Regions from separate parts of the Mus musculus genome. Here region 2 is linked to region 1. Evidence: chromatin loops called from intact Hi-C (ENCODE). Cell type or tissue: left cerebral cortex. All regions are shown on one strand. Links, peaks and the distances in the headings refer to the core of each region. The heading gives the core; the rest is flanking DNA. Region 1 has its middle 160 kb from the start of Cdyl. Region 2 has its middle 37 kb from the start of 4930529N20Rik.

Region 1 (5,382 bases), core at 196-5,195:
AACATTTTATTATAGCAGATAACTCATTGTACCTATATGAAATTTAGTCTTATATTTTGCCTACTTGATAACTTACCTTACAAGTGAAGTATTTTGTAATACTAACCTATTCCTTGAGATATTTTAGTCAATGATAGATCTTGTATTCTGTAGTGGCCTCATCCAGTGGTATTTATTGCCCACATATGTCACTGCTGTCTTGATCTGTGTACTTAATTATAGTCTATGATGTGCACACAGCTACCAAGCTGCCAAAGGGTACATTTCTTGGGATGTGTCTTTGTCATTAAGTGACACATAACTGTATTTGTGTTTGGCTGATTCATTAATCATATTTTAATTGTAGAAATGGAGAAAATGTTCCTGCCCCTGTCAGGTAAACCCTGCCGTAGGAAGCTGGACTTTTGAGCTCACAGGAGCCATAACGTGGAGCAGTGGTTCTTGTCTCTTTTGAGCTATGGTTAGGCACTTGGACTGTTGTAGACTGACACTTCATTAGAATATGGAGGTCTGATGCATAAAAGAAGACACAAAGGATGGCAAAGGAGGCCAACAATGTTGGAAACCAACTACTGAACTATTAAGATAGATTTGTGCTACAGTGTCTTTTGTGTGTCCCCATTAACAGTGTGAGACAAAAACAGCTAAGCTTTCTGCCAGTAACAAAGCCACATAGACTCCTCATATTTTCACAGACTATTCCTCCATAATGATTTGTTTTTTAAAGAAAGACTAGTATAAACCATATTTTCTCCTCCTCTATAGCCAAGTACCCTTTGACATCAAAAAAAGAGCCCCTGTTTCCTGGTTTAGAATATTGTTAGTCCAAGCCTCTGAAATCTAAAATTTCCCCAGATCTGAAACTTTGGGGACACCAATATGATACCTTGAGTAGAAATTCCCATACTGGACAGGTCACAGTCAGAATGCAAGGACACTAAAAATAAAATGGCCAACAGGCTCTGATTATAAGACATCAAGCATGAAGCATAATGCCTTGTGTTTGTACTGGGTCCCTCCCCACAAGATTTCATATTATGAGCATGCAAATATTCCAAAATGTTTATGATTTTAAATGATATTTATTTATTTATTTATTTATCTTTATGTGTATGTGCATTTTTTCTTTGTGTATGTTTGTGCACCACATGTAGAAGCCAGAAAAGGGTACCGGAGCCTCTGGAACAGGGGTAAAGGTGGTTTCGGGTTACCTTGTGGGTGCTGTCAATTAAACCCAGGTACCTGAGCAGCCAGTTTGAAACACTTCCAGTCACAAGCATTTTGGAGAAGGGATATTCAATTACAAATTACAAATTACAAATCCCAAATCCCAACTGCAGTTCAAGTTTTTTGAGATATCATTTCTCAAAATGTATTTATTGGAATCCCAGTTTGAGGGAATGTGAACAGTTCTTTGTTGTGGGCTAAACACTGCCCCCTCAAAACCTATGTTCAAATCTTTTTACCTGTGATTGTGACCTTATTTGGAAATAGTGTCTTTATACATATCAAGTGCAGGTGAAGTTAATACTCAGTTAGTTAGGATCCTCACCCAGTTGGATTACTGTTCTTGAAGGAGGAAAGAGACAGAAACACAGAGCAGCACATGTACAAACTCTGCGTATTCTACAATCCAAGGAGCCCCAGGGGTTCCTGGCAGTGCCTGGAAAAAAAGCAGAGTCCTTCCAAAACCATAAAAAATAAATATCTGTTGTTCTGAGCCACCTGCCTTATGGCACCTGGCCATGGAAGCCCTAGGAGATGACACAGCATCCTTTGGGTAAAGCTGATCCGAAGCTAGCTTGGAGCCCCATGAGCACACTTCTCTGATAGATAATACAGCCTAGAACAGCAGAGACTCAAAGGAGGACTCACAATAAACTCTTAGTATAATCTATAGTTTCCTTAAGTTTGTTCATCAAAAAAATATATTTAACACAGCTAAATAGTGATGGTCACTGGAACATTAAATGCCCCCAAAAGTATGAGAGCCAGCAGGCAAATGATAAAGGGACTGAGAGTTTCACAAAACAGTGTGAAGATGTGAGAGTCATGGGCACCTTGAAAGCACAGCCCAGAGAAGACCGTACATAAGAGTAGTTCATTCCTGCCGTTCATATTTCTCACATAAGGAATTCAAAGTCCCGATTTGAAATGTGGGGGATGAGGACTGGAGAGATAGCTTGGCAGTTAGGAGTACTCACTGCATTTCAAAGGACCTGGGTTTGAGTCACAACAGCCACACTGCAGATCATAAGCTTCTGTAACTCTATTTCCAGGGGGATCTGATGCCGTCTTCTGGCCTCTGTGGGCATTTATTTGCACATGTAGTGCACAGAACCACAGGTGCCACACATACAATTTAAAAACAATGACTAAAAAAACTTTACAAAAACATGTTGTCAAAACACAGATATACCCCTATGCCTTACATACCTGCAAGAATAGTTTATTAATGAACACTGAATTCTTCCAGTTGCAATCACAGAAATTTCTCATGGAATAAACCCATCCCATAGTCCTATAAACCTACCCAATTACAGGCTGTCTTCTACCTTCCTAAATGGTGGATTGAGTTTCTACTCTGGTGGACATCTGTTTTAAACTATGCTTGGGCCCACTCTGGGATGTAAAACTGTCTTGTGCACAGTGATGGATCAACACCCACCCTCAGCATTTTCCCTCCCTCCAGGAGAGCAGCAGTCTGGTCCTCTAGTGGCTCTGCCTGCTAGGCTGTAGCGGGAACCGGCTTTCATGGCAGGCACTGTGATGTTTGCAGTGGTGAGGCTGGAGACCGTTTCCAGAAAAGACACAGGCTCTGGGAGTTTGCCGAGCACTGACTGGGAGCACAGTGTTTCTAGTCAGGGTATCTGGACTTTGATCTTGGGCCTGAGGGAGCCAGGCAGTGATGGGTTGAGAGAGGAGAGGATGGGGCCTGGGTCTCCCTGGGATACTTGCTTCTGGCCCAGATCCTTATATTTTAAAGTGTGTAGCACATTTGCCCCGTTTTAATGTTGGAGCCCCTAAGAGAGTACACTTAGGAATCAGCTCACACAAGCTCTGCAGAGATTATCAAACACCCAGAAATTTTGCAAGCCAGTTGTTAAATTAAGCCACTTCAAAATTGGCCACAATGGGATTATTTTTACTCCATGGAAATCAACAAAGACCACAACTCAGGGTTGGATTTTCTCTTTTTTTCCACAGGGCTCACATCCTGCTGCTGTCGTCTCACTGATTTCAGGAATATTTTACATCCCTCCCACATGCTTTCCAAAATTCTCACCAGAACCCTGGCCAGCTACTCCTATAATGTTCTTTGCAGCATTAGTCCGGGGTTCTGCTATCTTTCTAAGAGATGCTAGGTTTCTTGCCCTGGCCTTCTGTGGTTTCTCTCTGCTTAGAGTGCAAAATGAAAACAAAGCGCTCAGTGTCAGAGAAAGATCATTGAGACACACCTTCAGGGCATTCTCCAAGTCAGCAGTACCAGAGGGCTCCCAGCTTGATTTATTCTCAAGCCCTACATCAAGTGGTTCACAAAAATATCATGTAACCCGAAAACACAGAAAGAGAGCACTGTTCTCATTTCTCAAACCGTATGCAGGAAGCAGGCAGCTCTGACATCTTGCAGTGGTGGCCGAGGCCCTTCTGCCAGGCAGCCTCCAGCCCTTCTGCCAGGCAGCCCCCACTTGGAGCTTGTCCATCCCTGCTTTCTGGTGAGCATATCCTGACTTCACTCCAGATGGTGGGAGTCAGGCGAGTGGAACAAGACACGAGCTTCCGCCGGATGGTAAAAATGAATGACGCTAATAAATATGTCTTTGGCCACTTGGCTAGCCCACCTAGCATTCAGCCAAGACACCCTCCTAAGTTCCTAAGACCCCCCTGTAACAATTTCAGAAGTGTCCCACGACCCAGCACACACTATTCAGGTCAGACAAACAGCAGAATACTAAGAGAATTCCTTTCCTGCCGAATCAGGAACAGGCTAGACCTGTTGAGAATTCTTGTAAACTACCCATCTGTGAGTCATATTTGTATCACCCTGAGTGACTGGATTTGGGGTTAATTGCGAAGTTTGGCCAGCTGCCTCTGCAATTGGCTCAATTAGTTATGGAGGTTGGTAAAACAATGATCTGAGGTCACTGGCAGATTCAGACCAAGGGGCAGCAAAATTGAAAGTGGAGAAACCAGCCAAATTAAACCAAAGAAAAGGCCAGTTTGCAGCTATGTGGGAACGACGCCCAGCATGAAGCCAGGGAGAGCAATTAGTTAGAAATATATCGAGTTGTTGATAATTGAATATCTTAATTTGTAAATGCCAATTTTATATGATGTGGCCGGATAAAATGACCCTATTGATTTCCAAGGAAGTACCTATTGCACATTTCAAGATTGCCTGGGCTGCAGACAGGAGAAACACAGCCCAGCAGGAAAAAAAAAAAAAACAACAACATGTATGTGGTGTGTGTGTGTGTGTGTGTGTGTGTGTGTGTGTGTGGTGTCTCACATGTTTTCCCTGATTCTAACATGTTCTTCACAAACACAGTTCAGAGGAAGGAGCTCTGGCTGAAGGCTATGGTGACCTATACTTACACTGCAATTGACTTGCTATATGGCCTTAGTAAAGATGTTTCCCTGCTTTAAGTCTCGTTCTTTTCAACTGAGGTGACATCACAAACACTCTCATGATGCCAAAATGAGCTGATGAATTGCAATGTGGTGTTTTGAGGTGCTGAGTGCCTCGTAGATTATTCATAAAGGCTGTATTCATAATGGTTATCAGCCCCTATGGATATGTGGGGGTATATGCTCCCTGGGGAGAGAGTAAACTTTGAATGCAATTGTAACGGAGTGCCCCTGTGTTCTAGTGTCATTTCTGATGGTAAACAATGCCAACACAGTAACAAATTGCCAGAGAGTTTTTCATTAGTCATCAGAGTGTAAAAGATTTGATAAATAACGAGAAAATGTTGGCTCTTTTGAGGTGGGAAATCCATGTTATTGACAAGAGCAAATTACATTTCTTTGAAAAGGGTGGGGTCACGGGTTTTAGAGTATTTGCCTTGCTGCTGGGATAAATGAACAGCCGCCCCCCTCCCCCGGGAGCTCGTAAAAACTGTCCCCAGCCAGCCCCAGCCCAGCCCCCACCCTCACTTTGTTCAATCATTTGTGTGACAAGGCTGAGTAGCAGCCTGGCGTGGGCCCTGAAGACAGAGAAAGAGGAGAGAGACTCAGTGTTCGCAGAATTTGGGGAGCCGGAAATACAACGGCAGCGGTAACATTGCTTTGAGGAGGTATGCCAGGGAGTCTGGGGTGTTATGGTACCCTCTGTTCTCGTCCAGTCTTCGATTCCCAGCAGCTGCCCACTGCTCTTCAGCT
Region 2 (5,382 bases), core at 262-5,261, 370 kb before region 1:
GGGCAGCAGAGTGTTCTCTTCAATTCTTTTGTGAGACAAATGCCATCTATTTCCTGGAAGAGTCAGATACCTCAGGACATGAAATGATCGCTGCTCCATTCGGCTAGACAACATACCTCTTGAAATTACCTTCTCATTTTTGAACTAATTCTGAGCATTTCAGTTGAAACACAATTAATATAACATGAAATTAACATTTCAATAAAGTATGTATTTCAGTGAATTTTAATATAAATACTAACTGTCCAAATATCACTACTACTTGCAGAAGGTTTCCATCACCTCCAAAGGAAACCCCAACCCCAATAGCGATAACTTTTCATACTTCCATCCCCCACATCTGGCAAGCACTGATTGACTTCTTACCTCTATGAATTGGCCTATGTATACCTCATCTAAATGCATCTATAGTGCACTGCTCTCTTGGTTTAGTTTTCTTCCTTTCTGTTTTCTTTTTGAGGAAACATCTAATGTAGTCTAAGCAGGCCTTGAACATAGAATGTAGCTAGGCTGACCGTGAACTTTGGTGCCTGTGGAAACCAGATGAGGTCATTAAATACTCTGAAACTGAAGTTACAGATGATTGTGAGCTACCATGTGGATGGTGGGAAATGAACCTAGGTCCTCTGAAAGAGCAACAAGTGCTTTTAACTACTGAGCTACCTCCCCAGCCCTATATATTCCTTTACTAGGTTTTTGTGATTCTTTTACTAAAATTACGGGGTAGACATTATATAAATTTCACCAAAAGGCATGCAAGCCAGCACAAGAAGCAAAAATTCAAGGGACTGTCCCTTAAGTTATAGAAGGACTAGGGGACTAGTGACAAGAATGAAAGATTCCGGCTCTCCAACTTCTCTGTGCTTGTGGGAAATTAGAAATTTGCTGTCCCTTCAGTATAGACGTCTCTTAGTCTATTTTCTGTTGTTGAGGCAGGGCTCTTTATGAAGAAAAGAGGCGTGTTCAACTTGGACTCAGAGTGTGCACTCGTTTCTCTTTTGTTGCTGGGGTAAGACACCCTGACAAAAGCATCTTAAGAAAGGGGTTTTATTTGGGTTTACAGTTTCAAGGTATACAGTCCATCCTGGTGACAAGTGCACAAGGTCCACTTCTCACACTGAATCAGCAGCCTGGAAGAGAGAGTGAGCAGGAAGTGATGTCAAAACCTGCCTCCAGTGGCTCACTTGCTCCATCCAGCAAGGCTTCATCTCTCAAAGGTTCTACAAACTTAAAGATTTCACAGAGCACAATGGCAGTTGGCAGTCACCCGCAGTTACACACTGTCTCCCCTATCTCCCACACACTTTGTTCCTGAGGGGGTGGGGATGACACTCTTTGAAGTCTGATAGCCCTGCCCCACATCCTGTTCCCTCTTTCTTCTACTCTGCTGTGGCAGTCTGGCAGTTTGGTGGTGAGTGATGTGTCTGTGAAGGCGAAGCTAGTGTCCCCTCCTTTTCAAATGAAGCAGGCAGCTCTGGTCAGCCTTGGGTTCCAGCTTTCCTGTAAAGTTCTGTAAGACTCAGGGCTTCCTGGTTTTTACCACACTCCAAAAAGGCTGAAGCACGTGTTGTGTTAAATCTTCTTGTTCTTGGATCCTAACTCTCCTGGCTTCTCCCATCCTGGTGTGTCATGTGCCTTGCCCTGTCCCAAAGAAGCCTTTGCAGAGAGAAAAGGAGGTGAGAAGTGTAAAAATACAAAACTTTCTACATCCACCCATACTCAGAGTAATAACGCGGAGAAATGACTTGGAGACTTTTATATTTATTAAAAGCTTCAGGCACTATAGTGGGAAGATTCTGAGCTATTCGAATTTGATAATACTGGCCTGGCCTACTTTCCAGCCATGTGGCCTGTTACCTGTCATCTTGGTCTCGCCTGGTCACTTCCTTCTTTATTTGTGTCCTGATAGAGACTTCCAGGGTTCCCCCTGAAATCCTCTCCTTCTCTCTGGGTCAGAAAGTCTTGCCTATTCCTCTCCTGACTAGCTATAGGGTGAAAGGCATCTCACCATCATTGGTAGGCACTTGCCCTGGAAGCAAGGATATTCTGTGACAATTGAAAATGGCATCACTTGAGCAGTGCATGGTGGCACAAAACTTGAATCTCATAATTCAGGAAGCAGAGGCAGGGATCTTTAAATTCAAGGTGAGTCTGGACTACAGAACAAGTTCACGAACAGCTAGGGCTATGCAGAGAAACTCTGTCTCAAAAAACCAAAAATGAAGAAGGGAGAGGAGGAGGAGAAGTGGAAAGAAAGAAGGGAAGAGAGAGGATGGAAGAAAGGAAGAAAGAAAATGGGGAGAGGGAAGGGCAGGAAGAGAGAAGGGGATGAAAGAAGAGAAAGAGAAGAGAGAAGAGAGAGAGAAGAAAGGAGAGAGAGAGAGAGAGAGAGAGAGAGAGAGAGAGAGAGAGAGAGAGAGAGAGAGAGAGAGAACTACTACAAGATGATGTGAGATGTGTGAGATGGGTGGGGATGATGTAAATAAAAGTTCTTGGCACACACAAAAACGACACTTCCCTATTGTAAAGCATCAAAGGTGACAGGTTCCCTTTCTACTGAAAGGTACATTTATTTTCTAGCCCAATGCAACTTGGGCCTGTTTGTGATCCACAGAAGACCACAGCCACCCTTTCTTCCTGATTATACAGCTCTCTTTGCCATGTAGACACAGGGGGAGCTTGTAATTTGAATTCCTGTCCCCTCTGTTCACCTGACTGTACAGTGCAGAGGACAAGCCCTCTCTTGGTTTGTGGATTTAGCCTTGTTATGGACATAGCACCCGGACATGGGGATAGGGGTGTAATTGTCTCCTCTCCCCTGCCCACAAGGTCAAGATTTTGGGGTACAGTCATCCATATTGGCTTCTGCCCAAAACTGAAGCTTGTATCATCCACCCAGGCAAGGTCTTTTCCATGGAGAGTCCTCCACAGAGTCACTTGGGTTTAGGATGCCAAATGGATCCCTGGCACTTCTGGTTCTCTGTCATGTGGGTGCCACTTGTGCTCCTGGCTTCTGACTGGTTGTGATAGCAGCCCAGGGCTGGCATGCATTCTGGCTGTGCTGTTCCCTCTCAGCACCTCCTTCAATGTGGCAAGCTCCCCTTCCCTCCTTCATTCCACAACTGGTGAGCCTTGGATGTACATACAGCCTCTGGGGCTGAAGGTAGACTCAGAAATGACTAGTCAGATTGTGGAAGTGGGTCAGGCAGGTGGCTGGTAAGGTGTGTTCTGTGCAGAAGTGGCAGATCAGGAGCCTGCCAAGATTTCTCAGTTCCCCTTTCGATTTCACTGCATCAGCAGCTGCAGCCTGTTCCCAGATACATGCTTGATGATTCTAGATGCCAGAATAAAGAAGCAGAGGAAGGGCGCTGTGAGTCAGGTCTGGAGAACAACACCACCTACCCACCCACCCACCCACCACCACCACCACCACCACCACACACAAACACACATCAGAATGACTCCCTCAAATCATTCTGAGAGGCAGTAATGTAGCACATAATGACACACATGAGTGGCGTTGATGCAGGAAGCGCGTGAGTCACACTGGGAGAGCGTGGAAAGGCTTCAGAGAAGGGGTGAATGTAATTTTACCTCGTGAGCAAGAGCCTGGAGCTTTTTTTTTTTTTTTTTGGTTAGAGGAAATGGGTGGGAGGGGCTTTGGTATCACTCACAATCTGCTTCAGCATCCTTCAGGGGCCATGCTCACTTAGCATCCTGAAGTAAAAATAACACATTTTGGCTGAGCAACTCCCAGAGGCCAGACAGCATTTGGGAGCCAGGAAAGGCATGTGGGAGAGTCCCGAAGAAGCCCTACAATTGGGCCAGTCAGTTTTCATGGTTCACCTCCTACCAGTTCTCCCTCCTCTACGTCTATTCCATCTTTGATAGCCCACGCCCTTTCAGCTCCTCGGTGTTCTTGCCCTACATAGAGTTTTCTCTCTGTGCCCTTACTCTTTCATGTTCTCATTTCCCAAAGAACAAAGTCTGGCCTGGTTTGCAAAGTCCCTGAGATTTGGCCTCCAGAGAGCTGAGCATGGTCTAAGCTATCTGCAGCATGTCTTTACCATCTCTTTCTTCCTTCTACCTTTCATTGAAATTCCCTCACCAGACACTTTTTTCCCCAAAAGTCCCCCTGCCATATATGCTCCCTTCCTCTATTTTCTAGAACCTCAATAGTAATCAATAATCCTATTGTATTTTCTTCCTTTTTTCCTAAGGCTATCTAGAATAACTAATATACTTGACACAAAGTACTATTAACGTCCCTTCACATCCTAAACTGGTTGGAGCTTTGGAGGTGATTGTTTCATAGCTTGTTATTACTCTATTTTCTTATGGGTCTACTTTGGGTAGTGACTATTACTGTTGATAGCATTCTACTTGCAAAGAACTATGGTAGGCCTGAACTCCTAACAGAGAGAAATAACATCTCAATTCTTTTTTTTTCCAATTTTTTAAAATCTATTTATTTTTTATTACATATTTTCCTCAATTACATTTCCAATGCTATACCAAAAGTCCCCCATAACCTCCCCCCCCACTTCCCTACCCACTCATTCCCATTTTTTTTGGCCCTGGCGTTCCCCTGTACTGGGGCATATACAGTTTGCAAGTCCAATGGGCCTCTCTTTCCAGTGATGGCCGACTAGGCCATCTTTTGATACATATGCAGCTAGAGACAAGAGCTCCGGGGTACTGGTGAGTTCATAATGTTGTTCCACCTATAGGGTTGCAGATCCCTTTAGCTCCTTGGGTACTTTCTCTAGCTCCTCCATTGGGAGCCCTGTGATCCATCCAATAGCTGACTGTGAGCATCCACTTCTGTGTTTGCTAGGCCCCGGCATAGTCTCACAAGAGACAGCTACATCTGGGTCCTTTCGATAAAATCTTGCTAGTGTATGCAATGGTGTCAGCGTTTGGAAGCTGATTATGGGGTGGATCCCTGGATATGGCAGTCTCTAGATGGTCCATCCTTTCGTCTCAGCTCCAAACTTTGTCTCTTTAACTCCTTCCATGGGTGTTTTGTTCCCAATTCTAAGGAGGGGCATAGTGTCCACACTTCAGTCTTAATTCTTCTTGAGTTTCATGTGTTTAGCAAATTGTATCTTATATCTTGGGTATCCTAGGTTTTGGGCTAATATCCACTTATCAGTGAGTACATATTGTGTGAGTTCCTTTGTGAATGTGTTACCTCTCTCAGGATGATGCCCTCCAGGTCCATCCATTTGGCTAGGAATTTCATAAATTCATTCTTTTTAATAGCTGAGTAGTACTCCATTGTGTAAATGTACCACAGTTTCTGTATCCATTCCTCTGTTGAGGGGCATCTGGGTTCTTTCCAGCTTCTGGCTATTAAAAATAAGGCTGCTATGAACATAG

Evidence for each region. A loop is a pair of places that touch in the nucleus more often than their neighbours do. Peaks named below come from ENCODE experiments on the same cell type or tissue, not always from the same donor. Only the 100,000 strongest peaks of a DNase experiment are listed, where the experiment ranks them.
Region 2: a loop joins it to region 1, with 10 times the contacts of the local background. A loop is called at or near these places in 2 of 42 quality-filtered maps.

The regions. Positions count from the first base shown.
Region 1 is chr13:35,498,275-35,503,656 of GRCm38, forward strand. No RefSeq gene overlaps it. Among named protein-coding and RNA genes, the nearest start is that of Cdyl, 160 kb to the right of the region's middle. In left cerebral cortex, for the core only: no CTCF peak of the experiment used is centred there; DNase peaks (open chromatin) are centred at 2,176, 2,788, 3,289, 3,629 and 1 more place; H3K27ac peaks cover 2,131 bases.
Region 2 is chr13:35,128,329-35,133,710 of GRCm38, forward strand. No RefSeq gene overlaps it. Among named protein-coding and RNA genes, the nearest start is that of 4930529N20Rik, 37 kb to the right of the region's middle. In left cerebral cortex, for the core only: no CTCF peak of the experiment used is centred there; DNase peaks (open chromatin) are centred at 1,330, 3,140, 3,584 and 3,759; H3K27ac peaks cover 786 bases.